Linked DNA regions of Mus musculus: region 1 is linked to region 2. Evidence: chromatin loops called from intact Hi-C (ENCODE). Cell type or tissue: left cerebral cortex. All regions are shown on one strand. Each heading gives the region's core, and the rest is flanking DNA. Links, peaks and the distances in the headings are about the cores only.

What was found. Peaks named below come from ENCODE experiments on the same cell type or tissue, not always from the same donor. Only the 100,000 strongest peaks of a DNase experiment are listed, where the experiment ranks them.
Region 1: a loop joins it to region 2, with 6 times the contacts of the local background. A loop is called at or near these places in 4 of 42 quality-filtered maps.

The regions. Positions count from the first base shown.
Region 1 is chr9:60,227,705-60,243,818 of GRCm38, reverse strand. The region is part of intron 7 of Thsd4 (thrombospondin, type I, domain containing 4); the gene reads left to right. Among named protein-coding and RNA genes, the nearest start is that of 2010001M07Rik, 98 kb to the left of the region's middle. In left cerebral cortex, for the core only: a CTCF peak has its summit at 5,937; a DNase peak (open chromatin) is centred at 5,970.
Region 2 is chr9:59,714,325-59,730,438 of GRCm38, reverse strand. Gramd2 (GRAM domain containing 2) reads right to left here. Exons shown (of 12, transcript NM_001379375.1): 11 at 14,412-14,516; 12 at 11,568-14,231. The coding sequence ends at 14,228. Among named protein-coding and RNA genes, the nearest start is that of Senp8, 28 kb to the left of the region's middle. In left cerebral cortex, for the core only: a CTCF peak has its summit at 7,173 (motif pointing left); DNase peaks (open chromatin) are centred at 5,671, 6,180 and 7,086; H3K4me3 peaks cover 734 bases; H3K27ac peaks cover 906 bases.

The sequences.
Region 1 (16,114 bases), core at 2,753-10,752, 510 kb before region 2:
CCAAGCTCTTGACCCAGCTTGCCCTCCAGCTCCCAAGCAGGAAAACAGAACGAAACAACAGTGCTGTAAAGCAAAACACCTAGCTCACGCCCCAGTATGGTCACTGTTGGGCCCCCTGCTGGCAGTTTTCAGAACTGCGCCAGCCTGACTTTTGTTTGTTGTTTGTTTGGTTTTTTTTGTTTGTTTGTTTTCATTTTAAAGGGTCATTAATAAGCTGTGCTCTTCTTTGGGAAAGCATTTTTGAAATGTATGTTCAAAGCCATCCTCTGCCCCATTCCCTCTAAGGAAGCAGGCGCCACTTAACCAGCGCGCTGTGTTGGGTTCAAGCAAAATGGGGTTGCAACATGTTTCAAAGGTGTGCAACAGATGTTCTCTGAGGGCTTGCTTATTTGTTTATTTGGAAGAAAGAAGGTCTGAGGCAAAAGCTGGAAGGAAAGATAGGAACACCCTGTCAACTTAAAACCTGACAATCCCATAATCACCTAAGCTCAAAGCTTTTATCTCCAGCCGATACAGAAAGAAAGAAAAGAAAAAACACTAAGAGGTCTGGGGATGCAGCTCACTTATAGAATGCTTGCCCGGAATCAGGAGGCATTCCCAGAACTGCATGGTACTGGGCATAGCAGCAGACACCTGTAAACCCAGCACTACAAGGTGGAGCCAGTCGGATCTGGAATTCAAAGATGTCCTCAGCTACATGAGTTCAAGGCCAACCTGGGCTACATGAATAAGACCCTGTCTCAAAAAAAAAAAAAAAGGTCCTAAGAAATAGAGGGAATGCCCTCTCCAGTGTGGGATGTCTTCGCTTTCCAAAGCAGCGTTAGTACCCTGTAAGTGCATGGTGAGTAGCCAGGCAGGGCAGAGTGGTGGCACCAATGGGTCAGGGCTGTGGGTGGCTGACTGACAAGCTAGATAGGCTGGTGCACAGGTGGGGATGTTTAAATTAAACACAAGCTTGGACAGGATCACCCCTATGTTATGGATTTGGCCTAATGCTGCTTGTGTTGTATAATTTGGTCCCCAAAATTGCCTGGGACTCTTAAAGACCCACCTCTGTCTTCACGTAGAAGTTAGGCCCAGCCATTGAGCTATTTAAGGCATATTAGAATATAAAGGCTGCTTGTATGCATGGGTGTCTTTCATTCAGGAACCCAGAACATTGGGGTGGGTATCTAGGAGTGCCACCACCACCACCACAGGGGTCGATTTGAGTAGGGTTAATTGGGATCTGCAACACCCCAATATCCCTCTGCTTCTAAGATCCTGTAAGTACGAAGTTCTGAAGAATTCAAAGGAAAACTTGAAAATCCAGAACGGGACCATAGCAAAAGAATCCATGTGTCCTCTGCAATGGGACTTCTCACCTGGGCTCCAAACTCTACAATACACTTCTGCACACTGGCTCGGAGCGCCTCCTCGGCCTCTGCCACCAAAGCCTAGTTCCTTATATTTACTTCTCACCTTGAACCTGCTCTTCAGTTTCTGATCTTGACAAGAGGCCTCCTTCCCCTTCCTATTTCTTCTGGAGACAAGCTCTCACTAGGTAGCCCAGGCTGGCCTTGAACTCCTGATCCTCTAGCTTCTACTTCTGGAGTGTCAGGTAATAGGTGTGCACCACCGTGCCTCCTTATACCTGCCATTCGCTATTGCTCTTTTAAATTCACATGTCTGCTTCCCCGTGGATGCCCAGAAACACGTTAGCCCTAGAAGCAAGCTTGTCCTATTCATCTTTGATCCTCCACTGTCCCCACAGTGAGTCAGCACACAGTCTTTACACAGAAGACAGGTTTGACTGACACAAGGCTGCCTTGGGAAGCAGCAGGACTTACCTAGCTAGCCTCATACAACCTGTTCATTTCTTACCAGGTGTACCCGGATATCCCTACAACCATCCAGCACAGGTGTGTCACCTCTATGTGTGTCCAGAGACCACATTTTGATGCCATCAACTCCATTGGCAGGTGGTTTTCTGTGGTTTTAGATGATCCTCCTGGTCAGTCCTAAATAGCAGGTGCAAGTGAACAACGGGGTACCCAAGTCTATAGGTACATTGTCTTGGCTGAAGGCGCTTGCAGGATAACATAGGAGTCAAAGCTTACCCCTGAGGGGCCTGGACTCCCAGTATTTTCTTTGTACATCAAAGCATTAACGACGGGATATATTTTCCCTTGCTTCATAACATGCCCACACCTTACCCTCATAGCAACAGCATGCAGAATAGCTCCACCCAGCTGTCCAATGGGAACCTGAAGCCTTGGGGTAGTCAACACTGAGCTTACTCCTTTCATTACCCACACACTCCCCAGAAGACAATAGGCCATCAGCAATGCTTCTCTCCCTTCCCCTCTCCCCTCCCCCTCTCTCTCCCCCCTTCCCCTTCCCCTCCCCCCTTCCCCTTCCCCTCCCTGTTTATCTGTCTTCATGAACACCACCAGTCAGCCAGGCCTGATATATGAACGTCGGCCTAGATTCTTCCTTCCATCATCCCCTGGAACACAGTGATGAGGCCCCAAGGGAACATATTCCTTAGCAACTTTGTGCCCCCTCTTTAAGTCTTCATCACCACTGTGTAGAGAATCAGGTGACTTGCCTGGGCCTTCCTGTCTCCTAGGTTGCTCTTTCTTATACACACTTGCCAGTGCTGTCTTCTGAAATGCAAGTCTAAACATGTCTCTAGAAGTTTCTCCATGGTCTTCAGGTGTCCCTCTGTTGCACTGACTGGGTCATTCTGTCCCAGTGAGCTGTCATCACATTCACGGCATAGGGCTCCTAGCTTTTAAGACAGGTCATCTTCCTCTGCATCTCTCTGTTCTTCCATGTCGGTTTCTGCTTCCATCTAGATCAGCTGTTCTCAACCTGTGGATTGCAACCCATTTGGGGGGTCAAGGGATTCTTCCATAGGTCACCCAAGACCACCAGAAAAGAGATGTTTACCTGGGGAGTCATAACAGTAGCAAAATTACAGTTACAAAGTAGCAATGCAAATATCTTTATAGTTGGAGGTCATGAGGAACTGTGTTAAGGGTCACAGTGTTAGGAGGGCTGAGAACCACTGTGCTGGAGGGCCTTGATAGGTCTGGCTGCAGGTACAGAAAATCCCACCCAAGGGCTTGAACACCAAGATTTGTGAACCTTCCCCAGTCCTGGCATCTGCTGGTTCCAGAGTAGATAAAAGCAAGTTACCGTATCACAGAGGATAAACTTGGCCTTCACCTGTCCATTCCACTGCTGTTGGTGTAGATTCTCAAACTCACTTCCAGCCAGTTTCTAGGATGTCTGATGTGGGTCTGGAGCATCTTGGGAAGACATGTGGTCTATCTAAAGGAAGAGCCCCTTCTACCGGGAGCATCTTCTGATCAAATGGAGAAAGTGTCTTTGGAACCTGTCTGTCACAGAACATTCACCTTATGCCTGTCTGTTAACCAACCACCCGCAAGGGCATCTAGGGTAGCCAGGACTTGGAGATAAGGACCCTGGAATGGAAACCTAGGAACGTATCAGCAAAGGAGAAGAAGATCCTCATGGAACTGAGAACAGTGGTGTCTCCTGAAGCCTTCCCTCTTGCTTGATAAGCTAATTCCCAAATGCTCACTGTGATGGTTTGTATATGCTTGGGCCAGGGAGTGGCACTATTAGGAGCTGTGGCCTTGTTAGAATAGGTGTGTCACTGTGGGTGTGTGCTTTAATACCCTGGTCCTAGCTGCCTGGAAGTCAGTCTTCTCTTAGAGGCCTACAGATGAAGATGTAGACCTCTCAGTTCCTCCTGCACCATGCCTGCTTGGATGCTGCCATGCTCCTGCCTTGATGATACTGGACTGAATCTCTGAACCTGTAAGCCAGTCCCAAATAATTTTTGTTCGTATAAGAGTTGCCTTGGTCATGGTGTCTGTTGACAGCAGTAAAACCCTAACTAAGACACTCAGTAAGGAGCCCCCTTGATAAGACTTCTCTCACCACCCCATCCTTCCCAAGAGTCATTGTTACCTGGAGCTGGCCCCCATCAGGCCACCAAGGCTTTGAGATGGAGTTACCTTGAACAGCACTGTTCCTTGGACACTACCACAATCCCATATTGCAATACTGGTTGAGCAAAAAGCCACAGATGTCAAACTGTGAATTGAACTGTTAGAAAAGACTCCCTCCAGGCACAGAAAAGCACTGGAGTATTTTTTACCAATGGGGAATAACATTTTGCATGTGAAAGGCAGCGCTAGAGGAATAGCCCTGTGCTGACAGATGTCCTTGGAACTCATCATGGGCTCAGGGTATTTCAAGGGTCTCACCCTGCATTTGCAGTGTGTGACCACATGGTCTCATGAGCACTCACTGACTATTCTATTCCACTGAGCCCAGGACCAGACAGGAGGAAGGGTTTTAAGCAGCGGTTCTCAACCTGTGGGGTTGACCCTTTTACAGGGTCACCTTTAAGACTATCTGAAAACACAGATATTTGCATTACAATTCATAACAGTAGCAAAATTGCAGTTAGGAGGTAGCAATAAAAATAATATTATGATGGGGTCACCACAATATGAGGAACTGTAGTCACAGCGTCAGGAAGGTTGAGAACCACTGGTATAACTGCTGTCCATGGACAGTGTCTTTCCAAGGATCAACAGCAGCTGTCTTGATCCCTCTACCCCCCAGACCTGCAGTTGCATCCTATTAGCCAGACATGAGTTTGTTTGTTTGGAACCCACAAGGCGTTGTCATGGTTCTGTTAGGGACTAAGAGTAGTTGGCTGTTGTTTATACACTTAGGTAGTGTCACTTCCAAAGAGTCTTTTAAAAATGATTTATTATTTTTATTTATGTGCATGAATATTTACTAGCAAATATGTCTATGTACCCCATACATGACTGGTGCCACGGTGACAGAAGAGTTTCAGATCCCCTGAAACTTGAATTATGAAACATATTTAACATATTTATATATCATTATATATAACCCTGAAAACATTACTATATATGGTTATAGGCCCCCATGTGGGTGCTGGGAGTTGAATTCAGGTCTTCTGGAAAAACAGCTATCTCTCTAGCCCTGCTCCAAAGAGTCTTAAGATGGTTTAACTTTATTTCTTACACTTGCTTGAACTCAAATAATAGCAAGGATTACACATGGTCCTTATAAGAATGGCTTATGTCATATGACCCGCTATTTTACTTTCTTGTCTCTTGCTTTGACAAACACCATGCCAAAAGCAAATTAAGGGAGGAAAGGATTTATTGGGCTTTCACTTCCAGGTCACAGTCCATCACTGAGGGAAATCAGGGCATGAACTTGAAGCAAAACCATTTTAAAAGAAAAAAAAGTTCACTCATAGGCTAGCTCTCTTATTTAGAACTACCTGCCTAGGGAATGGTGCCACCCACAGTGGGATAGCCCCCACCCCCACCCCATGTCAATCAAGACAGCCTTCCTTGGTTCAGATAAATCCAGAGGTCAATCTGATATAGGAAATCTCTCAGTTGAGGCTCCCTTCTCAGATGACTCTAGGCTGTATCAAGTTGACAGTTTAAGCTAACTAGAATATACACCACTCTAAGAATGTAGACAACACATCTGGAAAGACTGGGGTCCATAGATTTGCCTTTCACCCAAGACAAAATCAGATATTTTAGTGACACAAACCTTTTAGGAAACAACCTACCCTTAACTTTCAGTAGAACTTTTGCATCATTTGAGGGAAGGAATGGTTTTAGTGCACATAAAATTTTTTTGACATAATAACAACTGGATTTATTAACTTATTTTTCCAACCTTACATGACAGACTCTTCAAAACCAGAAAACCACAGTTACCTTGCATGCTAGATAAAGTCAAACCATGGAGGTGTCAGTCATGGTCTTTCTTGCTTTCTCTGGATGGAGAGTTCTAGAAACAGGAAGGAAAGACTTTGCCCATGGAAGAGCCTTGCAGACACCCTCACTCACACCTAGATGGCGCCCGCACACCAAGTGGAGCTCATACAGGGATGGATAACCTTTTAACTGCCTAAGAAATCACAAATTCTCCAATAAAGGTGGTGAAAAGTTCAGAATTAGTGGCTCTCAAGTGTGGCTGGGTGAACGGATTCGGTCAAAGGAGAGGTGGTGAAACCTGAGGACTGTCTGTAAACACATCCAGTGCCTGTGTAGACTCCATCCTCTGCCTCCCTGCAGCCATGCAGGCAAAGAAGGACACAGACCGGCCAATTCTTCCTGGAGGCCTCAGCACTAGCAAGGCACGCAGAGAACTCTCTTCCATTTGTCACATAGTCTGACATGGTCACCACAGAAGAGAACTGCCATATTAGGACTTCCCTGTCTAGATGGTGAGAGTATATGGAACACAGTCGTGCTTATGTAAGATCCATGGGGGCAGCTGGTGATGTAGCTCGGTTGGTAGAATGGCCACCTAGCATGCACAAAGCCCTGGATTCTTAGGTGTCCCATGAACAGGATGTGGTGGTAATGGTTCAGCACTTGGCTACAAAGAGGATCTGGAGTTCGCAGTCATCCTCAACTATATAAGGAGTTCAGGGATTTCCTGGGATACCTGAGAACCTGTCTCTCAAAAGAAGGAGGAGGAGGAGGAGGAGGAGGAGGAGGAGGAGGAGGAGGAGGAAGAGAAGGAGAGGAGGAGGAGGAGGAGAAGGAGAAGGAGGAGGAAGAAGAGGAGAAGGAGGAGGAGGAAGAAGAAGAAGAGGAGGAGGAGAAGGAGGAGGAAGAAGAAAAGGAGGAGGAGGAAGAAGAAGAAGAGGAGGAGGAGGAAGAAGAAGAGGAGGAGGAGAAGGAGGAGGAGGAGGAAGAAGAGGAGAAGGAGGAGGAGGAGGAGAAGGAGGAGGAAGAAGAGAAGGAGGAGGAGGAGGAGGAGGAGGAAGAGGAAGAGGAAGAGGAAGAGGGAGAGGAAGAAGAAGAAGAAGAAGAAGAAGAAGAAGAAGAAGAAGAAGAAGAAGAAAAGAAAGAAAGAAAGAAAGAAAGAAAGAAAGAAAGAAAGAAAGAAAGAAAGAGAAAAAAAAGAAATATCAGTAGCCAGTCTTTACCTTATTCTGTGGTCAGCTTGCCACACATTTCATCAAAGCCTTTGCAGACAGGAAAAAAAAAAACTCACTTAAGGTTAAAAGTAGAAAGAAGCTACACATAGCATCAAAGTGGTACCACAGTGGGATGGGGCCCTGACAGTGGACAGTTCTCCATCATGGCAGTGAGCAGCCTAAGGGAGATACGGATATTAAACTCAGATGAAATTAAAGGCAGAAACAGGGAAGGAGAGTTTGGACTTGAGACAAATACATCCAGCAGTGTGTCTGAAAACTCAAGGGAATAGTGTGCCTGTCACCACTGCAGGGCCTCAAGTGCCACCAAACAGCTGGAGTAGAAGACAAGCACGGGGTGGGGTGGGGAGCTTACCCTGCCAGGGCTCTGCAGGAGGCAGCGAGACACCCATTCTTGTTCTCATTTCCACCCGGCAGAGCTGTGCCTGCACAGTGAAAACCGGGGCTAGCAGAACAGGCGGCCATCAGGAAGCACACTGAGCCCGGGCCCAGAACATTCCAGTTCACATCCAACTTTGCTGCCGTGTAGACAAGCAGTTTCTGGTCCCAGAACATCTGAGATGGAACCAGTCATTCCTGCACCGAATGTAGTGTAAGAAGTAGGACTTAGCCACATGTTGGAGTCCGTGAGCTAGCACATATTCATAAGTGAGCTAAGTCGCTCATAGCCCCCTTTCTCTACCTGACAGATGTAATGTAGACAAGGGCACGAGGCAGGGAGGCCACTTCTTCTTTAAGTCAGTTGTCAGTTTCTGACTTCCAGATCTCTTCCGTGCTGACTCGTGCTCTTGGATACCCTGCACTCTCAGGGGTCTTCCTTCCTGCTCAAAAGTCCCTTCCTTTCCACTCTCTGACTGTTTCCTTGGGTGGAATCAGAGTGTGGGCCAGTGTATCCTGGGAAACCTTAAGGTACTAGGATCACAGAGAAAGGGTGTCAGTCCTGACTCTTTTCTGCAGGCTCTTGTTGGCCATAGTGTTATGGAATATGCCCATGGCTTTAGGCAACACTTCTGCCCTTACCTCATTTCTCTCAGCCATGGTCTCTGTAACTAGGTATGTTCACAGTGGATGGCTGGCAGTCTCCAGTCTTCCCTCCTGCCTCTTCCTGCTCGTCAATCTCTCCTTCTGCTTTTTTTAATCTCTGAATCCCTGTGCCTCCCCTTCTTCTACTCTCAAAAAGATGCATTTCATACATCAAAGATGCTCTTCAATTGGATGGTATTTTGATAGGAAGCCCTGAGCAAGCTATTTAGGTTAAATGTTCTTTTAAGAAAAGATACTGGAGGGGCTGCAAAGATGGTTTTGAGGTTAAGAGCACTGCCTGCTCTTCTAGTGGACCTAAAATCAACTACCAGCACCCACATGGCAGCCAGGACTAGGGGCATCTGATACCCTCTTCTGTTTTCTTTGAGTACCAGGCATGTATGTGGTACATACACATACATGCAGGTAAAACATCCACATATAAAATAATAAGATAAACTTTAAAAAGAAAGAAAAGACACCAGAGTTTTCTCTGCTTTCTGCCTCCCCACTCACACCCACTGAACATCCTTGCTACTCAGTGACTGTTTTCTACAGTTTGAACTGAGGGACAGCTATGAGTCTGGGTACCATAAAAACAGCTAAGCCATGGTGGTCTGTATGTGGATGACTGCTTTCCTGATCCAGAAAGAGGGAAGTGCATGCAATTGAGGCAGTTGCTCCCATCAGACTCTTAATGGATACACACATTTTAATAATTAACACCAGGGTTAGGACAGGGGCTGAGCAAGTCAGAACACTTGCTGTACTGTGCAAGTACAAAGTCCTGAGTTCAGACCTGTAGCACTCATGGGGAAAAGCCAGGCGTGGCCAAGAATATACCAGGAACCGCAGCACTGTTGGGAGTGGAGATGGGAAGATTGCTGGGCTTCTTGGCCCACTAACCTAGCTCAAGGTTCCATGTGAAACCCTGACTCAAGGAAAAACCTAGCAGACCATGGCATCCAGTGTTCTCTGTCCTCCCACATATGTATGGGCATGTGCCCCTGAACACATGTGAACATACCACACACACACACACACCATGAAAGATACAGGGTGAAGGTTCATTAGAACAAAGGCATCCCATGGAAAATAGCTCAGCAGAAGTGTGTGTTTAAAACTCTCCTTTCTGCTCCTCTAGGACAGGAGTTTGAAGAAAAAAAGAAAGAGGAATATGGTTTAATGCTCAATTCAAACAAGGCAGTGAGTATGTTGATGTAACTGGATAGCTTTGAAAGGGAGGGTGAGATCAGCCCTGGCCTGGGTCTGGGAGCCTGGCTGCCAAAGAGAGGGGCAGCCTGGCCTCCCTCCCAGCCATGAGGCTCCAGGGCCTGAGGAGCCCAGGCCCCACGAGTGACACCTCGCTCTTCAGACACTCTAATTTATAGTTAACGCCTTTTAAGCAAACAAGAGGGAGGGAAAGAAATCTGGTTCATATTACAGCAACGGCAGTAAAGGGAAGTCTGGGAGTTCAAAGGAAAAATGTCCCAGGAAAAGCTCGGCTGTTAAAATTCGTTTGGAGTGGCCCGGAAGGTGATTGGAAATTAAAATGAAGGCTTTCTCCACATGTCTCTGTCTCTGTCTCTGTCTCTGTCTCTGTCTCTCTCTCTGATCAGCAATCCTTGGCACTCAGTTCATGCCAGAGAACAACCAAATAAATTCAAATCCATTGCTAAGACTTAGTCCGTTGGAATAACTAAGTTCCCCAAAACTCACTTAAAGGGACAGAGAAGAGAGGTGTGTGTTCTCTTTCAAGCCAGACCCCTTTGGACCCTCCGTGGTAAGGTGTCTTCTCTTTACCCACACAAAGCTTTTCCACTTCTGTTCCCTGGGTGAGCTTGCTGGGGAGGCTGTGTACTGGGAGAGGAGAAAGCTCTAACTGAAGCCTTGGCTGCTGGAGGGAGGAACGTGTTCACCAGCAGCACCACGGAAGCAAAGGTGCAAGCTGTATGAACCTCTGTGGAGCTAGCATTTCTAATGCTGCTACTAAACACCATGTATGGAAGGAAGTCAGGACAGGAACTCAAACAAGACAGGAACCTGCAGGCAGGGACTGAAGTGGTGGCCATGGAGGAGAGCTGCTTACTGGCTTGTTCCCCATGGTTTTCTCAGCTTGCTTCCTTATAGAACCTAAGACCAGCAGTCCACTGATGACACCTTGCCAATGGACTGGGCTGAGCCCCCTACCTCACCAATCACTAATGAAGAAAATGCCTTACAGCTACATCTTCTGGAGGCATTCTCTCCACTGAGGTTCCTTCCTTTCAGATAACTCTAGCTTGTATTGAGTTGACATAAAACTAGCCATTCCGGCATCACAGTAAGGGGCTTATCATTTAGACCTAGGGACGGTGTCTTGTGTTTCAGTGATGTGCTGCTTTGGAGGAGAGCATGGGGAGGTAGCACCCAGCTTTCCTGTAGGTCACTTGCTTCCTAGATGGGAGGAGCCTCTGTCTTTTTTTGTTGTTGTTGTTGGTTTTTTTTTTTTTTTTTTTTCCGAGACAGGGTTACTCTGTATAGCCCTGGCTGTCCTGGAACTCACTCTGTAGACCAGGCTGGCCTTGAACTCAGAGATCTGCCTGCCTCTGCCTCCCGAGTGCTGGGATTAAAGGTGTGTGCCGCAGCTCATCTCTTCAGCTAGGTCCATTTTATCAGTATCTATTCCTTTTGTTATGACAAAATACTGGGCAAAGCAACTTAAGGAAGGACAGATGTATTTCTGCTCATAGTTACAGTGGCAGCGAAAGCATGGTATGGAGAGCTTGAGACAGGTAGTCTCATGGTGTCCCTTTATGTTCTAGCCTAGGGGATGGTGCTGCCCACATGTAGTGTGGGTCTTCCCACCTCAGTTGACCCAGTCTAGAAACTCCATCACAGACATGCCTAGAGCTTGCTTTCGGTGTTGATTCTAAGTCATGTCCCATCCATTTAGCCGCAAGCCTCATCCCTAGCCCTAGGAGTTTTCCTTCAATTTCAGAAATCAGGCCATAATACGTTGCTGTTGTCCTTGGCAGCCTGCTCCCTTCCCTGGTGTAAACATGAATTGGGGTATAACTCATATGGACTGTAATTTGGATAAGAGGCAAAGAGCAGAAATTTGGCTGAAGTAGACCCTGAAAGAGAAGCAGGAAGTGTCAAAGGCACTGTAGGTGTCTTCACACTTGTGGCTCTGGACTGAGGCAAGCGGCTAGCCAGGCCTTGTGCTTCCCTGACACTTGTTTCTTTTGAGCAACAGAAGCTGTTGTTGACTCCTCCCACCCTCAGTGAGCTTGGTTTCTTTTCTTTGTGAGCCTGCCAGAGTCACATGTCCACTTCAGCCCAGTTGGACAGACCCACTGGCCTTTTAGCCTGATCTACCTTTTGCAAAGTAAGGCCAGGCTGACTTCCTTACTCAGGACCCCTGGGAGGGTGGCAATGCTATTTTGTAGTTTCCTGTGCATAGGAGGAAGGCCTGCTTTTACCCTCTCTGACCTCCTGTGGCTTACTTTTGGGTTACTTAAATAAATAGATTGGAAACGTTCCCTATTAGCCACCTCAAGCGCCCAAGGCAGGAAGGCAGCAGCGGGGCTTGCTCATCTAATTTTCCACCCTGTGTATTCCCCTCCCCCACACTGTGGCTGTTCTAGGCCTGTGAAATTTATTCTTCTTCCAGAGAGAATTTTTGCCCACAGAAAAAGGCTCCACCAGAATATATTGGTGAAATAACCAGGCATGGTGGACATATACTTTTAATCCAAGCACGCGCTTTTGGGGGCAGAGGCAGAGGGAGAGGGATCTCTGTGAGGTGGATGCTAGCTAGGGCTTCAGGTCACCAGCCTTGGTAAGATAGTAAAGATGCTAAAAGGCAATGCTCCCTGCAGGAAAACAAAAGAAAGCAAACAAACAAACCCTTTCCTCATCACAGGCTGTGACAGCAGTTTCATGCTGTGAGCACATTACTGGGCCAGCTCACCCAACTCCAGAACACGCTTATAAGGAACTCTGTGTCATAATCCTAATTTATTTCATAGTGGGGAATCCCCAGTGCACAGCAGTTTATCTAAGGTCTTGAACCGAGTAGATGGCTGGCAAAGAGGCTTCCAAGTCTGGGAGCAACACCCCAATACTGTGCAACTTTGGAACAAGAATTTTGTGACATTGATTCACAAGGAGATAGTTTGTTCGTCTTGTTACACATCTTTGTTCAAATCCTTGGGATTTGGAGCTTAAAAGGGTTATTTAGTTTTAGTCTTTATTTTTGTATATTTATAGTAATACTATTTATTATAGGCAACATACTTCCCTTTCTAAGCATCAGTGTTCTTATGCATTTGGAAAAGGACTGTGTTAGGTCTGTCTGCAGCATTGAATATGAAATGCCCCACACAGACCAGCATGCCCCGAGAGGCACTTAATAAGTGTTCACTGACTTCTGAACGTGCAGAAGTCACCCGTAGCAGCACGGTATCCACCTCTGGGAGCTGTTATTAAACTCAAAGAAAGCAAGACGCCAAAAGAAGTCTGTGAGCAGCACCACGTAATTGGCCTCTCAAAACAGTAGACACCCTGAAACTCTCTACGAGAGAAATAAACATAGAAATTTTGTTCACCTTTAGATGCTATGAGAAAAAAAATTATGACATTTATGGTACCAGGAGGGAGTCATTCTTTGTCACCCTTGGTCATTATGACTTTGTGTTTTAAGCTTTCATATGGAATCGTCTTAAACTTTTTATCACATTTATCTATTTGGGGTGTGAGCACATACATTTGTGCATGTGTGTGGGCATGCACTTAGCATAGCATGTACATGCAGTGGTGCACACTTGTAGAAGAAACAACTTGCAGGAATTGTTTTTCTCCTTCTACCATGCAGGCCCCAAGGGGCTGAGCTCAGGCCGCCAGGCCTTGTGGCAAGCATAATTTACCCACCAGCCCATCTTGTCAGCCCAGACAGTTTTCTTTTAAATAAAGCTGATTCTTTAAGAACATTGTTTCTGTTATTCCCTTGCAAAGGCACTCTGTATAAATAAGCAGTCATGACTTCTTTCTGAAAACATTTGAGGAAAGAGGTCACACTTTACAGCAGCTTCCTGGTAAATTCCTGGCCTTGAATTTGTTAGGTTTTTTTTTTAATCTTCCTTGGACATGGGCTGTTCACTTGTCCCCTGGCTGTCTACCTCCTGAGCTGGTGACCAGAGGAGTCCAATGCTGTCCCAGGCATGACTTTTGTCTATCTTTTTGCTTCAAGGGAGACTGAAACATTTATATGGTAAACTTGCTTCAGAATGGCTCATCTCATGCATAAAAATAGAACACTGGAAGCAAGGCTTACTCTTGTTCTTTAACCTTTTTTTAAGACTTTTTTTTTTATTAAGTGTATGTGTTATGGGGTGGGGGAGGTGTAGTACTCATGGAGGCCAGAGGAGGGCGTCAGGCTCTCTGGAGCTGCAGGTGGTCTTGAGCTGCTTGACATGGGTGCTGAGACTAGGTCCTCCGCAAAAGCAGCATGTGCTCTAACCACAGAGCAACCCCGCCAGCCTGCTCTTTAACCTTTGAAAAATATTTTTTAATTGGATTTTTTTTTAAAAGGAGTATATATATATATATATATATCCATGAAAATTTACTCAGAATCCTCATAGTTAAATTATTTATAAACTTTGAAGTGATTGCATCTACACAGACATATATATCTATATATATGGATAATAATATGGTTATTCCAGCGTGATGCTTTTATCTTTAAAAGCGCTGGACTTTGTACCTGTACAGTTTTGAGCTAGAGTCAAGGTTGGGTGATATATTCTATAGAAGCATTATTAGGGAAATAAGCTTGTGCTTAAAGCATGTTAAAGTCTACCCATTGTCTCCCAGTCAACAGTCCCATTTGTGCCCCCGGAGTAGCCGGCCCTCCTTATTTGGAGGCAGGTGTCTGATTTTTCACATGAGGCCACATCTGTGTCTCTTCTACAGGAAGATCCACGACCCTTTCTTGTTGAGAGCTGCCTCCTCTTTACTCTTGAACTCTGTGGCCCATAATACTGGTGGTAAATTCCTTTTCCAAGCACATTCCCAAAGGGATCCCTCGGGGACAGCTAAAAGGTTGGAATGTTTGACCAGTGGTTTGAGCCTCTTCTACTAAGAGAAGAAATAATTCACCAACACTTTCCAAAATACATAAGAGAAGCAGGGAGGAGAGAAATGTGTGTTACCTGACATTTTAAACAAGTATTCTACTGGCCCTGCACAGCCCAGGGGTAGATTAAGTAGGTATGACACGAGGTACCTAAGTGTCACACCTGTCCTATAAAGTCAATGGGTGGTATACATTCCACCTTCTACAGAAGTGAGTGGCATATGGACACATTTGCACATTCTAGAAACACTCTGGTTTACAACTCAAGTCCTGACCTCATGCCGGAAGCTGGCCATCAAGCACGTGGCTCTGCAGGGGCTGACTTAACCAGGACCCAAGTCCACAGAAACTGCACTGTCCGGGTTTTAAGCTTTTTCTGGAGAGGTTGGTAGCTGTCCCTTTATTTGTCTGGTGAAAACAGTAAGTTTAACCTGTTTGAGGCTAGCTCAGCATGTCTGAGGTCTAGTGCCAAGGCCACAAGTGATCTCGCTATGTCTGATCGTTGTCACCCATCAAGGTAGGATTGGACGCTGGAGATGCTTGCCCAATCAGTTGGTTGTACAAAGAAATTTTTTTTTCATTTATTTTGGGTGCTGGAGATTGAAGCCCAGACTTTGCAAATACTCAATACGTGGTGTACCCTGCCACTGCCTCTAACCTTGTCCCTTACCAATGATAACTCTGCATTAATGTCCCAATACATTTTCTTTTGCATAATGAACTGCTTCAAAACCTAGCAACCTAGAAGCTAGAGAGATGGCTCAATGGGTAAAAGCACTCACTGGGCAAGCATGAGGACCTGAGTTCAGATCCCAGAAAATACCTAAAGGCTGAGTGTGGTCTTACATGTACCTGTAATTTGAGTGCTATGGGCAAGAGGGTGGAGATAAGGAGATGGCTGGGGCTTGGTGGCCTTCAGTTTAGCACAAGAGTCAGTGAGAGTAAAGAGGGTGATAGACCAGGTCACTTAGTGCCCTCTTCTGGTCTCAAATGTGTGTGTGTGTGTGTGTGTGTAGTAGGGTGGGGGGAATGATGTGTCACAAACCAAAGTTATTTCCACACATAGCTTGGGATGCAAAAGAGGTGGGGAATAGAAAAGGCTGGGATTCTGCTAACCTTTATACTCCATGTCCCTAGTGACTAGAGGACTGCCTGATAAGCCTCACCTCCTAAAGGCTCTACCACTTTCCATTAGCACCGGACTGAGGACCTTCAGCACAGGGACGTTTGAGGACACTGGTTCATCTATCTGTATTACACTGGGTGTGAATGCTGTTGGGTGAGGGCTCCTGGAGGCCACTCTAGAGATGGGCCACGACACTACCCATGGCCCTTCAGGACTTTGAGGCCTTTAGTGGGAAGTTTTCATATCTTGCTGTGATACATGGGAACCCTTGAGTGTTCAATATGATTATCCAACAGTGTTATTCTGTTAAAGGCGCTTTCTTCCAAAACTTCTAACTTGATGTTTGTTGAGAGACACACAGAAAAGTCAAGGCTTGGGTGCTTTTAATCATAACTTCTAAGCACGGTTTTCATTCGCTCTGATGGAACTGCAAGCTTGCTGTCAGCTTTCTCCCTTCCACTGGTGTCTGTGTTGAGGAAAGTTAAACAAATAAATCAGAACTCGGCCTCATTCAGAACTCAGGTTACCACTCTGAGTTCGCATCCTGGCATGGGAGCCAGTTTTCTTTGTTAGCAGCTGCTCTGAAGTCCACGGCCAAGATTGCCTGGCACAGAGCTCTCCAGTGAGCCAGGAGTTTATTTGGAACTGAAGGAGCAAAACGACAGAGCATTGTAAGATCACTTCTCTTTGTGTGTGCACACATTCGTGTGTGTGTGTGTGTGTGTGTGTGTATGTGTGTGTTACACATGCATGCACACACACTAATGCAAGTGTGTGGGGAGGAGGGACTGCACACATGTGCAGGACA
Region 2 (16,114 bases), core at 3,167-11,166:
GGGAAATGGAAGCTGGAGGATCAGGAGTTCAAGACCCAGTCTCAGCCTCATGAGATCTTGTCTCAATGCTCCTGCCCAAATCCTTCAAAAAAGTCATCAAAGTATATGTACAATTTACATTCTTTCATATAGTCAGCCAAAATCGTCTAGAAAAATCAATATGGATTATTGTATTGTATAATATAAAACTATCTCTAGCTCCATATAGCTCTGCCAGTATCAGGTTTTATATTTGCTTATTTATTGATTTTTGGGGGGCATACTATGTAACCCTGCCAACCTATAACTTGCTATATAGACCAGGATGATCTTCAAATCTAAGGCAATCTTCCTGCCTCCTGAGTGTGGGAATCACAGGTGTGTATCATCAGCTTACATCTCTTTCTTGAAATTTAGCAGATAATAACTAGTATTTGTTTAGTCCTTTCTACATCCCAGGAACTTCTGAAGATGCAGCATGAATTTTCTTGTATGATGATCTCTGTTACCTAAAAGGAAAGCTGGGCTTAGAAAGCTCTTAGAGGGTTTTCTATGTCTCACCTAATACTGTGCCCAGAAAGTCAGATTTGGGAGCTTGTTGGATTTTTGGATTAGGGAGGCTCAATCTACACAACGTTTTGCTATCTTTAATTATTTCTAGGTATAGGTGTGTGCACATGGCAGCCAGTGTCCACAGATGCCAGAAGCATCAGGCCCTCTGGGGCTGAGGTTACAGACAGTTGTGAGCTGCCTGTTGTGAGTGCTGGGAACTGAACTAGGGTCCTCTGGAAGAGCATCAAGTGATCTTAACCACTGAGCGGTCTCTCCAGACTCAACCTGCACAATTTCATCCTTCTTTTGGAAAAGAGGACACTGAGACTTGGAGTTGCCCAAGCCAAGTACATACAAATATTTTTCTTTTTTTTTTTTCTTTTTTCTTTTTTTTTTTTTTTTTTTTTTTTGGTTTTTAAAGACAGGGTTTCTCTGTGTAGCCCTGGCTGTCCTGGAACTCACTCTGTAGACCAGGCTGGCCTCGAACTCAGAAATCCATCTGCCTCTGCCTCCGAAGTGCTGGCTGGGATTAAAGGCGTGCGCCACCACCCGGCAAGTACATACAAATTTAAATGCAGGTATACTGATTCTAAATCATGTATTCCTTTTCTGGTGGCGGTGGTGATGGTGGGTGCATGGGTGAGAGAGAGACAGAGAGAGAGAGAGAGAGAGAGAGAGAGAGAGAGAGAGAGAGAGAGAGAGAGAGAGAGAGAGAGAGACAGAGAGAGAGAGAGACAGAGAGAGAGGTGGACAAGACTTAATTTGTCTGGTGGAGCCCAGCCAGGCTGACTTTAAACTCACACTGTAACTGAGGATGCCCTTGAACTCCTGACCCTCCTGCCTTTCCCTCAGTGCTGGGAATTACAGATGTGTGGTCCCAAGCCCAAGCAGAATTTATGTTCTTAACAAACATATGCTATTTCTTGATTGATAGTAGTACTGGTGCTTTCCCGTTTTGTTCAGTAGAGAGGGGGAAATACTATTAGAAACAAAAACTGGATGTAGCCTCCCTAGTTTCCAAGGGTGGGGATGCAGCCCTTTAATCCCCACCTGGTCTACAGGAGGGTCCAGGATAGCCAGGACTACCCAGAGAAACCCTATCTTGAAAAATCAAAATTAAGTAACTAATTAATTTTAAAAAGAGGGGCTAGAAAGATGACTCAGTGGTTAGAGCACCAGCTGCTCTTACAGAAGACCTGGGTTTGGTCCCCAGCACCCACATGGCCCCTCACAGCTGTCTGTAACTCTGGTTCCAAAGGGCCTGGTGCTTCTTCTCACCACACATGTAAATGGTGGGCATGTATGCATGCAAGCAAAATACACAGAGAACAAAGAAGTCTTTCAAACAGATAAAGGTAAAGCAAAACATTTTAAAAGGGATTAGTCATATGTGGATCAGGAGGATACAAGACCGAGCAATTATTACAAATAATGAAAGAAAAGAAATTTGGGGTTTTCAAAGGCTATCTCAAAGAAATTGAATGAGGCCTAGAGCAGAAAAGCCATCGTGGAGGTCATCGAGATGGAAGCATGTTAGATGCATGTTAGATGCAGGGCAGTGCAGACACAGCCGCTGAGGAATGTCTTACTGCTGTAGAGAATGGCTATCCAGTCTCTCCATTCGGACATCTACACGCTGAATTCGGAGCTTTCTCTTGTGTGCTGTAGCATTCTGCTAAGTCTACCAGGCATGTCCAACCTTCTGACATTGCAATGTGATGAAATCATTTACAGAGTTCACAGTGGGGAACTGTGCAGTTGAGTTACCAAAGCAAAAAAAAAAAAAATTAAGTTGAAGAAAAGAGAGGGAGAAATTAAATGGTTCAGCAAATAAAACTGCCTGCTCTGCAGCCTGAAGACGGAGTGGGAAGATTCCTGACCGCCACGTGCCTGCCACCAACTCCTAACTGCTACACAGGTGCCGCCACACACACACAGCCATGACAAATACATCTCCAATTGCCAAAACCAAGCCTCACAATTCACAATGTCTTAAGTACATTTACAAGTTTTGTATTGAGCTGCACTTGGCTTTTCTTGGTCGCATGTGACCCAAGGACCCTGAGTTGAACACTCCTCATCCTTGCCTGCACTTTGACTCCATGGACTATTCACAGAAACCACGAAAGCAGAAAGGCTACAGAAAGCCAAGGACCAGGAGACAGCGGACAGGCATAGTCTGACCCAGGAAGTCAGAAGCAGTCTTGGAGAGCCTTGGTAGATTGAGAAGTCAGGGCTTCCTGCCACAACAGGAATGGGTCTCAGGAGTCACGTGTAAGCTGGATGTGATGGTGCATTTCTGTGATCCCATCATGTAGGATACTGAGACAGGAGAACTGAAAGCCCAAGACAGCCTGACCATGTAGCAAGACTTTGTCTCAGAAAATCAAAGAAAAGGAAGAGGGACAGAAGGAAAGGATGGGGAGGGGTGAGAAAGGAAGAGGGAGAGAGGGCAGGGGTGGGAAGGGGTGAGAAAGGAAGAGGGAGGGAGGGCAGGGGTGGGGAGGGGTGAGAAAGGAAGAGGGAGGGAGGGCAGGGGTGGGGAGGGGTGAGAAAGGAAGAGGGAAAGAGGGCAGAGGTGGGGAGGGGTGAGAAAGGAAGAGGGAGGGAGGGCAAGGGTGGGTAGGGGTGAGAAAGGAAGAGGGAGAGAGGGCAGGGGTGGGGAGGGGTGAGAAAGAAAGAGGGAGGGAGGGCAGGGGTGGGGAGGGGTGAGAAAGGAAGAGGGAGAGAGGGCAGAGGTAGGGAGGGGTGAGAAAGGAAGAGGGAGGGAGGGCAGGGGTGGGGAGGGGTGAGAAAGGAAGAACTGACTGTGAGTAGTAAAATATTGTAAGTCCCAGACTGGAAACTTATTGGTCACTTCCAAATTAAAAAAACAAACAAACAAACAAACAACAACAACAACAAAAAAAACCACGAGTGAACCCTGATATTGTGCACATGCCTGTAAATCTTGTAATCACAACTTAAAGGCCAGCCTAGGCTACACAGTGAGTGAGTTCCAGGACAGCCTAGGCTACACAGTGAGTTCCAGGACAGCCTAGGCTACAAAATAAAAGCTAATTTAATTATTTTTTATTTTAGTTTTTTTGAGACAAGGTTTCTCTGTGTAGATCTGGCTGTCCTGGAACTCACTCTGTAGATGAGGCTGGCCTTGAATTCAGAGATCTGCCTACTTCTGCCTCCCAAGTGCAGGGATTAAAGATCACCATCACCATCTAGCCATAAGAACCCATCCAACGACAACAACAAAAGCATTTGTTGAAAGAGAGCAGTAAAATTTGTTTTACTAGATTTGTTAGCATTAGACCTCGTCTCTGTGCCAGTGTTTGGCAATTAGCTGTCAGGACAGCAAGCCCTTCTGGCTCTCCCCTGCCTCCCCAGGTGCTGCCCAGTTTCCTTGGCCACTTCCTCCAGCTCTGTGTGATCTCTCAGTGACTCCTGCATCAGTCCCTGCTCTGTTAACATGTCCATTCCCTTGACATATTCCTATGGCTGGCCAGGGTATGGTGGCTCACAACAGTAATACCAGCACTTGGGAGGCTGAGGCAGAGGGATTGCCATGACTCAAAATAATCTAGGCAACTCAATAGTGAGTTTCAAGATAGCTGGTTACAGAGTGAAACCTTGTCTCAAAAACAAAAACAAAACAAAACAACAAAAACAAAATACTTGAGAGGCAGAAGAAGACAGACCTCTGTGAGTTCCAGGTCAGTCAGTGGTACATAGTGAGACTCTTGTCTCCTAAATAAAAATCCACAAAAGATAGCTCTAGGCTTCTCCCCTACACTCAGGCTTCCTAACCCATCACTCATTTAATATCCCCACTTGGCTAAAAAGTGTCTCGGATTTAGCATGTTCAATATTGTAACGTTTTCTAATACGTATGTATTTATTTAATCAGTAGGGGTGCAGTCAGATGTCAACTCAAGGCGTGGGTGCTCTCCTTCCACGCTTGGGTCCCTGTGGTTTAACTCAGGCTTGGCAATCTTTGCCCACTGAGCCATCTCACCTGCCTCAAACACTACATTTCCAATCTGTCTCTCTATTCTTTCGAGCCAGAGCCATAAATCTTGAAGTCATTAAGTTCTGCTCTGGTTTGACCAGCGCTCTTGCTTTCACATTCAGAACACATGCAAGATCGGCCTATTCTGCCTCTCTCCACTTTTAGTCAGATTGGCCATTCCTCAGTCAAAGTGGCCCTTGCGTAAGACGGCTTGCGGGTAGATCGGCTGGGAAGTGAATCCTGCTTTCAGCTACTCTCTTATCTCCGGGACAGTATCTATCACATCTGTCTGTTCGGAAATGTTCTGATGTTCAGAACAACCTACTTCTGAAACCTCTTAGGCCCGGAAATTCCTTAGCATCCACAGATTTCCTGTGGCAAAGAGATGATGTTGCTTATCAGCTATTCCAAAAGTCAATAGACTTGATCAGAGTGCTGAGAAAATACCTGCTGAGCTGGGTGTTGTAGCTCAGGGGCTGGGTGTATATTCAGCAGTATAGCACAAGACCCTGGGTTCACTCTCCAGCACCACACACACACACACACACACACACACACACACACACACCAGCAGCGGCAACAATAAATTTAAAAGCCTGACAATTTAATTCCCTCGCATCCAGATTAGTGATTTTTAGTTGGAGACAGTTTTGTCCTCTCTACAAGAGACACTTGGAAATGTTAGGGGGGTTTGGATTGTCACAATCAGGGATAAGAGGTACATCAGCATCAAGTGGGCAGAAGCCAGGGATATGTCTAAGCATCTTACCTAGGACAACCCCCATAATGAAGAATTATCCAACCCCAAACACAAGTGCTACTGACACTGGGGAACATGATCTAGACTCTCCACATGGTCATAGATAAAAGGCCAAGAAGCGATTGATCTAGACTATTCTGAGACTTGTAAAACCACCAGCTTATTCATCATTCCGAAACTGCAGTCATTCCCGTAGCTTGGAGAGACTGGAGGAAGTCTCGGTCTTCACTGCAGCATTGGATCCTCGGAGCTTTTGCGGGAGCCCTGCCTTCCTTCTCAACTCCATCCTTTTCTGCCCTTGCCCCACAAGCACATGACTCTCCTCTCATCCAAATCTCACTCAGGCTTTGAAGCCCACACATGCTGCACACTTATCCACTGACTCAGTCTTACCCATAAGCCCCAAAGTTAGCTGATGCCTCTGGCTTGCCCCTCACTAGACTCCCTGAAGGGGACCCATGTCATATCTCAGACTTAATCAGCCTTAGTACTGACAGTCAAGTGTGAAAGCTCTGTGGCTGTCTTAAGAGTCAAATGAGGTGCTGAGCATAAAAGCACATTGTATAGGCCTGCTGTTCAAAACATGATAGTCAGTACCCTAGTATCTATAGAAGCATACACTCAGGAGCTAAATAAACCGCTCACATGTAGTTAACGTGTTGGAGAGAGCAAGGCATTCCGATTAGTCTGCTATTGGAACTAGCAGGAAAGAAAAAGTTCCATCAGAAATCCTACACCAATTAATACGCCTTCACGCTCCACTGAATCCAGGAGCAGTGGGTGTCACATTTTCCCAAAGCGGTGCCCAAGCCAACCTTTCTGCTTTTAGCAAGTTAATGAACAGCTTGTGAGTAACTCTTGGCCCACTCCAGCCCAATTTAGAAGGCTGCCAAGGGGATAAGATATCAATATGACACAGCCTCTGCTCTGCTGGGGACCCAGCTCTGTAGTGTTCCCCTCTTCCCCCACCCAAGTGCTTCTGTGTTCAGTCACAGGAGAGTCTGAGGCCCTTACACCAGTGGGACGAGGCTTCACCCAGGCCTGGCCTTTCCCCCAGGCAGAAGAGAGAGCCTTGTCCGAGATCCTTCGAGAAAAGCAAGTGGGGGCATCACATTCCAAGCAGCTCCAGGTTTGGCTGGGAGCCAGGTGCTGAGAGCCAAACAAGAAGGAACACATTCCAGGGAGTCAGGGAGCCCTGCTCACATGAGGGGCCCAGTAAGCAGGGCCCCCGCTGGGCACCAGGTGCTGCTCATCTGGAGATCAGTCATGCAAGGGGAAGGACTCCAGTTTCTCTGGTTATGGATTCAGAGGCTTAAATGCCTCCCACTCTCACACACCGTTGGTGGACAAAGCATATGTAACAGTCACATGTCAAACCACCCTAAGTAAAGTAGAAGAAGGAGGGTGCTGTTGACATCTTGGTTCACACCCAACTGGAGCCAAATTTCTTTCATTCAGTACCCAAAGAGAGGATGCTATTAACAACAAGAGTGGATGGAAGCAGGGAGCCTGAGTTCTATGTCCTTAGGAACTCAGCTCCCCACCCTTGGAGCTCCACCCATGCTGTTCAGACAACACCTGCTCTTCACATCAACCAGCCAGCCTTCTTGGCAGCCAAACCTTTAGAAGATCTAGAGGACCCGTGGAAGTGCTTGCCGGCCTTTCTCCATGCCGGGAGCAGGCAGGCAGGAGGCGATGATCGGGCAGAGGGTTGAGCTATTTCTACTGGGGGAAGATGGCCCCATCGCCTGCCTGAAGAGTCTGTTCTTCCATTACAAACCAGAAGCCTGGGCCAGATTTCACCCAGCAAGGAGATAAACTGGGAGGGACTTTCAATGAGAATGACGTCCTCTTGCTGCACTTTGCTGCCACCTAGTGGGATATTAGTGTTCTCTCTCCCTCTTGCCGGAGCATTGAGGTGGTCTTCAGGCAAACGTCCTGGAAGTAATTTCTCTTAATCATATCTTACTTCTGTGGCAGAACAGCTGTGGGGAGCTCATCTACTTGGCCACGTGGCAAGTGTCCTAGAGACACAGACACAGTAATCATTTGCGAGGGTTGTACTGGCTGCGTGGGCACCTGAGGTGAGATTGATTCTATCTATCTATCTATCTATCTATCTATCTATCTATCTATCTATCTATCTATCTATCTATCTATCTAGATATCTATCTAGATATCTATCTAGATATCTATCTAGATATCTATCTAGATATCTATCTATCTAGATATTTATTTATTTTGTTTTTTCCAGACAGGATTTCTGTGTGTAGCCCTGGCTGTCCTGGAACTCATTTTGTAGACCAGCCTGACCTCAAACTCAGAAATCCACCTGCCTCTGCCTCCTAAGTGATGGGATTAAAGGCGAGTGCTACCACTGCTTGGCTGAGAGGTGAGATTCTTAGTCTCATGATATCTTGGCTAGGCTGAGATGCACCCCTCGCTCTTGAGACCTCTTTCCACTAGAGTCCCTCTCCCTCTGGGACCCACGTCCCCTCTACTCAAGCACTGCCACAGATCTTCATCTTGTGATTTGTGCCAGTAAGATTAGTTCACTTGACACAAACTGAGAAAGCTAGGATTGTGTGCCCTGTCTGTGATGCTGCTGTGTCCAGGGATGCGAGGTGGGAGTGTGGTCTGCAGAGGTTTCTTGGACTTTCCCTGGGTTCTTCAGAAGTCTGCAACTGATCAGCCATATTTTCCAGTTATAGCCAAATGTTTATTTCTTCTAGTCCCAGAAAGCGCTTGGCTTCAGCAACTACTGAACAACCTACATTCAACTCTTTTGTGGTGATTTGAGAAGGAATGGCCCCATAGATTCATGTGTTTGAATGCTTGACCATTGGCACTATTAGGGAGCGTGGCCTTACTGGAGGAAGTGTGTCACTATAGGGGGGACAGGCTTGGAGGTCTTAAATGCTCAAACCATGCCCGGTGTGGCACACAGTTCCCTTCTGCTGCCTGAGGATCAAGATGTAGCATGCTCAGCTCTCTAACAACATGTCTGCCTGCATGATTCCTACTGTGATGATAATGGACTACACTTCTGAAACTATAAGTTTTCCTTTATGAGGGTTGAGGTGGTGGTCATGGTGTTGCTTTGTAGCAATAAAACATACTAAGACAGTATCCCAAAATGAAATTACTCTGTTATCTATTTTTAATTTTTCAGTTTAGGTAAAAATCATTCATATTGTCACAGCCTTCCTTCCTTCCTCCCTCCCTCCCTCCTTCCCTCCCTCCCTTCCTTCCTTCCCTTGGTGCTGGGAAGGAGTGCAGGGCCTTGCAAGCCATGCCTGTGTTTTCCTCGCCTCAGCAACACCCATGATCTTCTGTTTGGCAGCACCTCCTAACCATCGTGACAGCCTCTCCATGGGGTTTAACAGGGGTAGAAATGCTGACCACTTTTTATTGGTTATTGACTATTTTCTAAAAATCCTTTGCTTATTTTACCATTGGGTTATCTGTTGTTTGTTTGGTGGTGGTGGTGGTTTTATTGTTGTTTTTGTTGTGATGATGGTGTGAAGTGGAAATTTTTGGTTTCTTTACAGACTCAGTTGTGTTTTGTGATTTTTTTCTGGAAACTGTTGTATGAGAGGATGTTTTGCTGAGGCAGACACATGAGAGGACATGTGATGTTTGGAAGGAGTATAAGTAGAACCCGACAGTGGAGGATGCCTGTTGATTCACCTCGCAACACTTTGCTGGTCTTTGCTGATCGTCACTTGCCATGACTTTGTAGAGAGAAAAGTGCCAAGGAACTTCTTGTGTCATTCCAGCTGCTTCTTGTGGCTTCCACAGATTCTGCCGATTCAGCAGAACCTCCAATTTTTTCTGGATCAAGCCATGGCTATTGATTTGTGTTTGGTGTTTGCCGATAAGACTGGATTGCCACTACTGATTTGTGTTTGGAATCACCCCAAAGAACTGCTTCTAAACAGGTCCACATCCCCTGTTTTCATATTAATCTTTCTTCTCCCCTACTTTTGGTCAGTGGGCTGGAAGGGAGGTTGAAGCATTTAAGAACCCTTATTAAATAGGTTTTGATAAACCTAAGCCTACAGTGAAGGGTTTTTTGGGAGGCGGGGGGTTGGTTTGTTATTGATGTTGTTTGTTTGTCTTAGATAGGGTTTCTCTGTGTAGTCCTGGCTGTCCTAGAACTCACTCTGTACACTAGGCTGTCCTGGAACTTACAGAGATCCCTCTGCCTCTGTCTTCTGAGTAGAGGGATTAAAGGTGTGTGCCACCACTATGGTCATTTGTTTTTTTGCTGTTCACTTCTCTAGCTAGCCTCTTTAGATTTAGTTTTATTTTAAAATAAAAAATTGTATTATTGTTGTTGTATATGGTGTGTGGGGCAGAGCCCCAACAGCCATGATTATTTTTTTCTCTCAGCCTGTTTATATCTTCTTAGACAAAAGTTCTTTATAAAATTACCTCACAGATAAAATATTACACAAAAAGAAGTTACAGAGGATGCTGACACTAAGTTCAGGGCAGTGTTTTATTCCATAAGCTCATTATAAGTTCAAAGCAACAGTTTCCAAATGGCCTGCTTTATCGTGGTGCACACCTGTGGCCAAGTTTACCTTTTTAAAATTAAAACTTTGTTTATTTACTTATTTTTGCAAATTCATGTGTATGAATGTGGATGAGCATGGCTGTGAGATATCATGGAGAGCAGAGGACAGCCTTGGGATCAGATCTTGCATCCCATCTTGTCTGAGACAGGGTTGCTTTGGGGGGGGACACCCTGGCATGCATGTGAGGATGAAGGACAAAGCTCAATATCAGATGTCTTCCTGGACTCTCTATCTTTAAAAGAATTGTGTGTGTTTGTGTGCGCAGAAGTGTGGGTGTGCATGTGTGTGAGCCTGTGCCTGTGCCTGTGCCTGTGCCTGTGCCTGTGCGTGTGTGTGTGTGTGTGTGTAGGGGGTTGTTTAAGCCAGAGCCCAAGCATATGTGTGCTGGTGCTCTTGGAGGCCAAAAGAGGGCATCAGATACCCTGGAATTCGAGTTACAGATTGTTGTGAGCTGTGTGTTGTCGAGTCTGGGAACCCAACCTGGGTCCTCTGCAAAAGGAGTAAGTGGTCTTAAGCCCTGAGCCATTTCTTCAGTCTTCCACCTTATTTTTTAAGACATGGTCTCTGTAAATCTAGAGTTCATTGACTTGACTAGGCTGGCTGTTCTGTGAGATCCAGAGACTATCTATCTGTTTTCCTCCATGCTAGGTTACCAGATGAGTACCCCAGCCTTGACATGATTCCTGGGAATCTGAACTCAGGTTCTATGTTTACATGCTAAGTGCTTTACTGACTCACCTCCTACCAAAATTTAAAAAAAAAAAAGTGATTTTATATGCATTGGTGTTTGGCCTACATATGTGGTTGTTCTCCTTGAAGAGTTGGGTTCAATTCCCTAATTACTGTCTCACAACTGTCTAGTTCCAGAGGACCCAATGCCCTCTTCTGGCCTCTGTGGGCACTATATAGACGTGGTTCATGGAATGACTTTCAGGCAAACATAAACAATAGGTAAAATCTCAAAAGAATATTAAGATAAAAATGGGGACTGGACAAATGGCTCAATGAAATGCTTGCCACACAAGCATGGTGGCCAGAGTTCAATCCTACCACATAAAAGAGCCAGGCATGGTGGGGCGCTCCTAACTGTAGCCCCAGGACGGTGGGAACAGAATTTACTGGGGCTGACTAGGCCAGTCTAGCCTACTCTCATCTCACTACAGCCCACTGAGAAAACCAAGTGAGCCCACCCAACCTCTGCTCCATCTATGAACTACTAGAGCACGTGAAGGGGTCAGTCATGCAGGATCTGAGCAACAACGGTATCCGTGAGGACCCAGTACTGATGCTGTAGCAGAAGCAGAGGCCTCGAACCAGACCAGTGACTCACTGCAACGAACATTTGCAGGTAAAGTTGCATGGACAAAAGGGTGTATTGTGGGACACACTGCAGTTTCCATGGAGAGATTGTTTTAATTCATTAATTTTTCTTTTTTCTTTGGCAGAGGGAGGTTGCAATCGTAGAGGGTGGATATGGAGGAATTGGGGAGATGAGTGGGATTCGGGTGCATGATGTGAAATTCACAAAGAACCAATGAGAGAGAGAGAGAGAGAGAGAGAGAGAGAGAGAGAGAGAGAGAGAGAGAGAGACTGTCTCAAGGTGGATGATGCCTGAAGAACAATACTCAAAGTTGTCCTCAAACACACACACACACACACACACAAAGTAAACTTCTACACCACAGGAAACTAGAAAAATCAAGGTTTTTATTTAAAAAAACAAAACAAAACATTTTTTCAGTACCTGGGAATTAACCCATTTTTTAAAAACTTCAAAGGCTAATGCCATGGTGAACAAGCCACTCTTGTTGAAGCAAGCCCTCAGAGAACCGGAGGAGCGTCGGGAGTGGATACACACTCACAGGTTATGAACGATCGCAACCGACACACAGCTCCTCTAGAGGAGCAGAGAGAGGACCCTCCAGAGGCATGGACACACCCATATCACTCAAAGCTCTGGCTTCAAGGCTCTCTTCAAAATCAGCTGCCCTGCAGCTTGCCTCTTGCCCTTGCAGCCTTGTTTGGAGAATGGGCTTCCTACAGCATGTTGTTTGGAGAACGGGCTTCCTACAGCATGTTGTTTGGAGAACGGGCTTCCTACAGCATGTTGTTTGGAGAATGGGCTTCCTACAGCATGTTGGCACAGCCACTTGTGACTTGGCATGAACCCTGGCTCAACCTAGCAAGGCTCAGAGAATGGCCCTGTACTCTCGCCCCTCAGCAGGGACCAGGGAGGGAAAGCACTGGGGCAAGGAGTATTGTTTCCATGACGATAAGATGGGAAAGAGTGATGGAGGATGGTTAAGACAAAAGGATGGAAGTGCATTAAAGGATGGGCACTGGAGGATGGGCACTGGAGGATGGGCATTGGAGGATGGGCACTGGAGGATGGGCACTGGAGGATGGGCACTGGAGGATGGGCATTGGAGGATGGGCATTGGAGGATGGGCACTGGAGGATGGGCATTGGAGGATGGGCATTGGAGGATGGGCACTGGAGGATGGGCATTGGAGGATGGGCATTGGAGGATGGGCACTGGAGGATGGGCATTGGAGGATGGGCACTGGAGGATGGGCACTGGAGGATGGGCATTGGAGGATGGGCACTGGAGGATGGGCACTGGAGGATGGGCATTGGAGGATGGGCATTGGAGGATGGGCACTGGAGGATGGGCACTGGAGGATGGGCACTGGAGGATGGGCATTGGAGGATGGGCATTGGATGGTGCAGCCCTAGAAGGAGGACCAAATGGACACCGGGTTTCACCTGAGATGAAAGATTTGGTACAAACAACAGACAAGGCTGGGTTCCATGTTTAATCCTAGGAACTAGAATAGGGAGATGATGGCAAAACTTCCAGTCTAAACCCAGGAAGTTGTCACCCACTGTCCCTCTCTCCAGTACTGCTTGGATTTGTCCTGAATGAGACAAACAGCCCTGCAATCATTTCCACCAGGGTTTCCTTCCCCGGTTAACCTCCCAGCACAAGAGAGAGGGGAACAGAGGCTATTTCCAGCACCACTCCACACCACCTGTGCCTTTCCTTGATACCTCTGGCTTCCTCCCTAAGACCCTTCTAGAACCTTCAAAGGCACTGTCTTAGCAGATGAGAGTCCTGAGGAGATAGAAGATAAGTAGATGGGGAAGATTCTTTATGACAAAACCATCAGTGTGCACTGATCTCACCACCTCCTCATCTTCTCCTCAAGGGAGTCAGAGATCTCTTTTCCTGGTCTCTGCCTGGAGCCTATCCCATCTGGGACACTTCTACCTTACTTATGATTACTGGAATCCTACAGAGTGTCCAATAGCATATGGACTGCAGGTCCATGGAATGAGTGAGCTCTGCCAAGAAGGGCCCAACACTGCTGGATCTTGCAGCTGGATCCCACTGCCCAGTCAAGCCACCCTGACCAGTGCAGTCGACCATGGAGGAAGTATACCAACCACTAGAGCTTAAATCAAATGTCCTGCCTTCCTATTGCTAATGTCTAGGACCTTGGGAATGTCTGCAACCAATGGGAACTGACTTACTACTGAATACCACAGTACCTGTTCCCCTTGTCCTACTAAAGAGGGGGCTGCTCCAAAATGGGAGTTCTGGGACCTCCAATCTCAGCCCCATGTCCTTCCTGACCTGCAGGGGGCATCTTCCCAAATTCAGCTAGACAGCTCTTGCAGGGCCAGCCCAGAGTCATCCAGCTCAGCTCAGAAAACTAAGATTGGTCTCTTGATAAGCCCTATCAAGAGCTCTCTTCTCCACATCCCAGCCTTCTCAAAGGTCCTAGTGCCTGGCTCCCTGAAGAAAAGTCCTGCGAGCTCGAGAACAAAGATTCTGAGAGGCCCAAGTGTGATCCCAGAATGCTGGGAGGCAGCAGAGCCCGCAGAGGTGGGAACACCCTATCCCAACTCCCCTACATGTTCTAGGGTGTGTCATGTGATAGCAAGCAGCAGTCCAGGTATCAAAGCATGCCCTTTGTCCCCGGAGGTGGCCCCCCAGGGCTCTGTCGGTGTGCCAGAACCATTGCTTACAATAAAACAAGTTAATGTGCTTTCTGCCACTTCAGTGGTCGCTGAAGCTTAGTGTACAGAACTCCTCAACTGATAAAAACACAAAAACAGTCTAACATTCTGTTTGAGTCCAAAAGTTGTAGGAGCCAGTTAATCTGTAAACAGGTACTTCAGGTCACTCACTGAGGGAGGTGCTAGGGAGGAGTCTGGAGGAAGAATCTAGAACATGTTCTTCATACTCAGTCTCAGCACAGCCGCAGTATAAACCCCAGGAATCCTTGGTAGAGACAGCACCCAGAGCATCCTTGCATAAGGTGTGGGATGAAGACCAAGTGACTGTTACCTGCACATAAGATGCTTAGATCAGAGGAAAGGCCTGGAGACTGCTCCTCTCAAGGGTGGGCCAGAGTGAGATCTGTGTACCTTGCACACATACCCAACCCTGCTTAAGGCCAAATTCAATCAGTGGCAGCCTGGCCCTTCCCTTCTATCCCAAAGGTATTAGGAAGAGAAAGGGCCTTACCTGTCCCTTGGGAGTGGACTGCCCCAGCTCAGGGAACATAATTGCTGTTCCAGCCTGGAGATTCGGAATGCCAGATAGGACGAGGACAGGACTAGAAAGCAGATCCTAGAGAAACAGGGACAATGAGGGCTTGACTTTTGTCTTGCTCTTGACTTTCTGGTTTTGTTTTGATTTAAAGATTTATTTGTATTTATGAGTGTTCAGGTGCTTGCAGAGGCCAGAAGAGGGCATCAGGTCACCTATACCTGGAGTTACAGGTGGTTGTGAACTGTCCGATACAGCTGCTAAGAGACACAACTCCTGTGCAGGCTTACCTGCTGGGCCATCTCTCCAGCCCCAGTTTTGTTTTGTTGAGACAAGGTTACACACAGTGCAGGCTGACCTCAGACAGGATATGTAGTCAAGGATGGCCTTGAGATACCGAGCCTTCTGCTTCTACCTCCCAATTGCTGGGATTATAGCCACGTGCAGTCTTGTCTCATTTATACAGTGCTGGAGATCAAACCCAGGGCTTTGTGCAGGCTAGTCCAGTACAGTTATAACTCCAGCTATTGTTTTAGTTGTTTGGTTTAGCTTAGTTTTGTTTTTGAGAAGTCTGAATATACAGCCCAGGCTGGCCTGGAACTTACAAGGTGGTCCAGACTGGCCTCAAATCAATGATCCTCCTGCTTTAGCCTCATGGTTACAGCCATGTGTATCATGGACCTTTCTCTAGAAGAAAAGGCATTGGTCTCCAGAGGCTTACTAGAAACAGTACCAGAACTATCCTACTCCCCAAACTGGAGGGTTTAAAGAGCCCTTTGTCCCTGTCCATTGAACAGGCAGACTCTGGCACCATTCTTCTTAGAGCCCAAGGGGTGGCTTGTCTTCTCAGAAATGTCCTCACAGCGAGCAGGAATTCAAGGCCCTTCTGCAGAGCTATGGAGGAAGACATAGCCAGACAACTATTGTCCTCCTTGCCCTCTCACTAGCCACCCTGGTTCTTCCTACCCTCCTTCCAGGCCATTAAGGCGACATCAATCTCTAAGGCAGCAGGCCCATTCCCCCAGAGGGGCTGAGGTTGTAAATCAAACCTAACCTGGTAGAGACAGAGGATGTGGACGACGAAGGGTTAACTACCTAAAATCCTTGGGTGGACTGAGAAGGTCTGGATGGGAAAGTTGACTTAGCACCTGTGTAAACTTCTGAGCACCAAATACTAAATCCACTGGTGTCTGCCGCTTCCAGACTGCAGGGGAACTGACCTGCAGGACTCTTCCATCCCCAAAGTCCCCCTTTTCTGCCTCATTAAACCCCGAAACTCCCATGCCACATAGTCTCACTTCCACCAAGAGGAGCTCTGTGCTGGAGATGCTCATCTTCTGCCCTCCTCCCATGTCACCTCCATCAATTCCATCTCATGGTTGGTGCCAAAACATTATAGATTAAAAAATAAAGCAGGAGAGGGATGCAGACAAGCAGGGGTCCTGAAAATTGTCCTTATGGTAGGTAGTGGGAGAATGTGTGTTTCCCTGGCTAGTATTTCTCTCTCAGTGATCTGATGGGCTCCTCAATTCTGTTAGCCCCTTCTCTCTCCCCAAGCCAGGGAAGCAACTGTTCCTTTTCTCAACAGCTGACACTGCCCTGTCATAGCACCGCCTGCCTTCAGAAGCCACCCAAGAGCTTGAAGTTGACTTGGAGCATCCCTTGGGCCTAGGTAATAA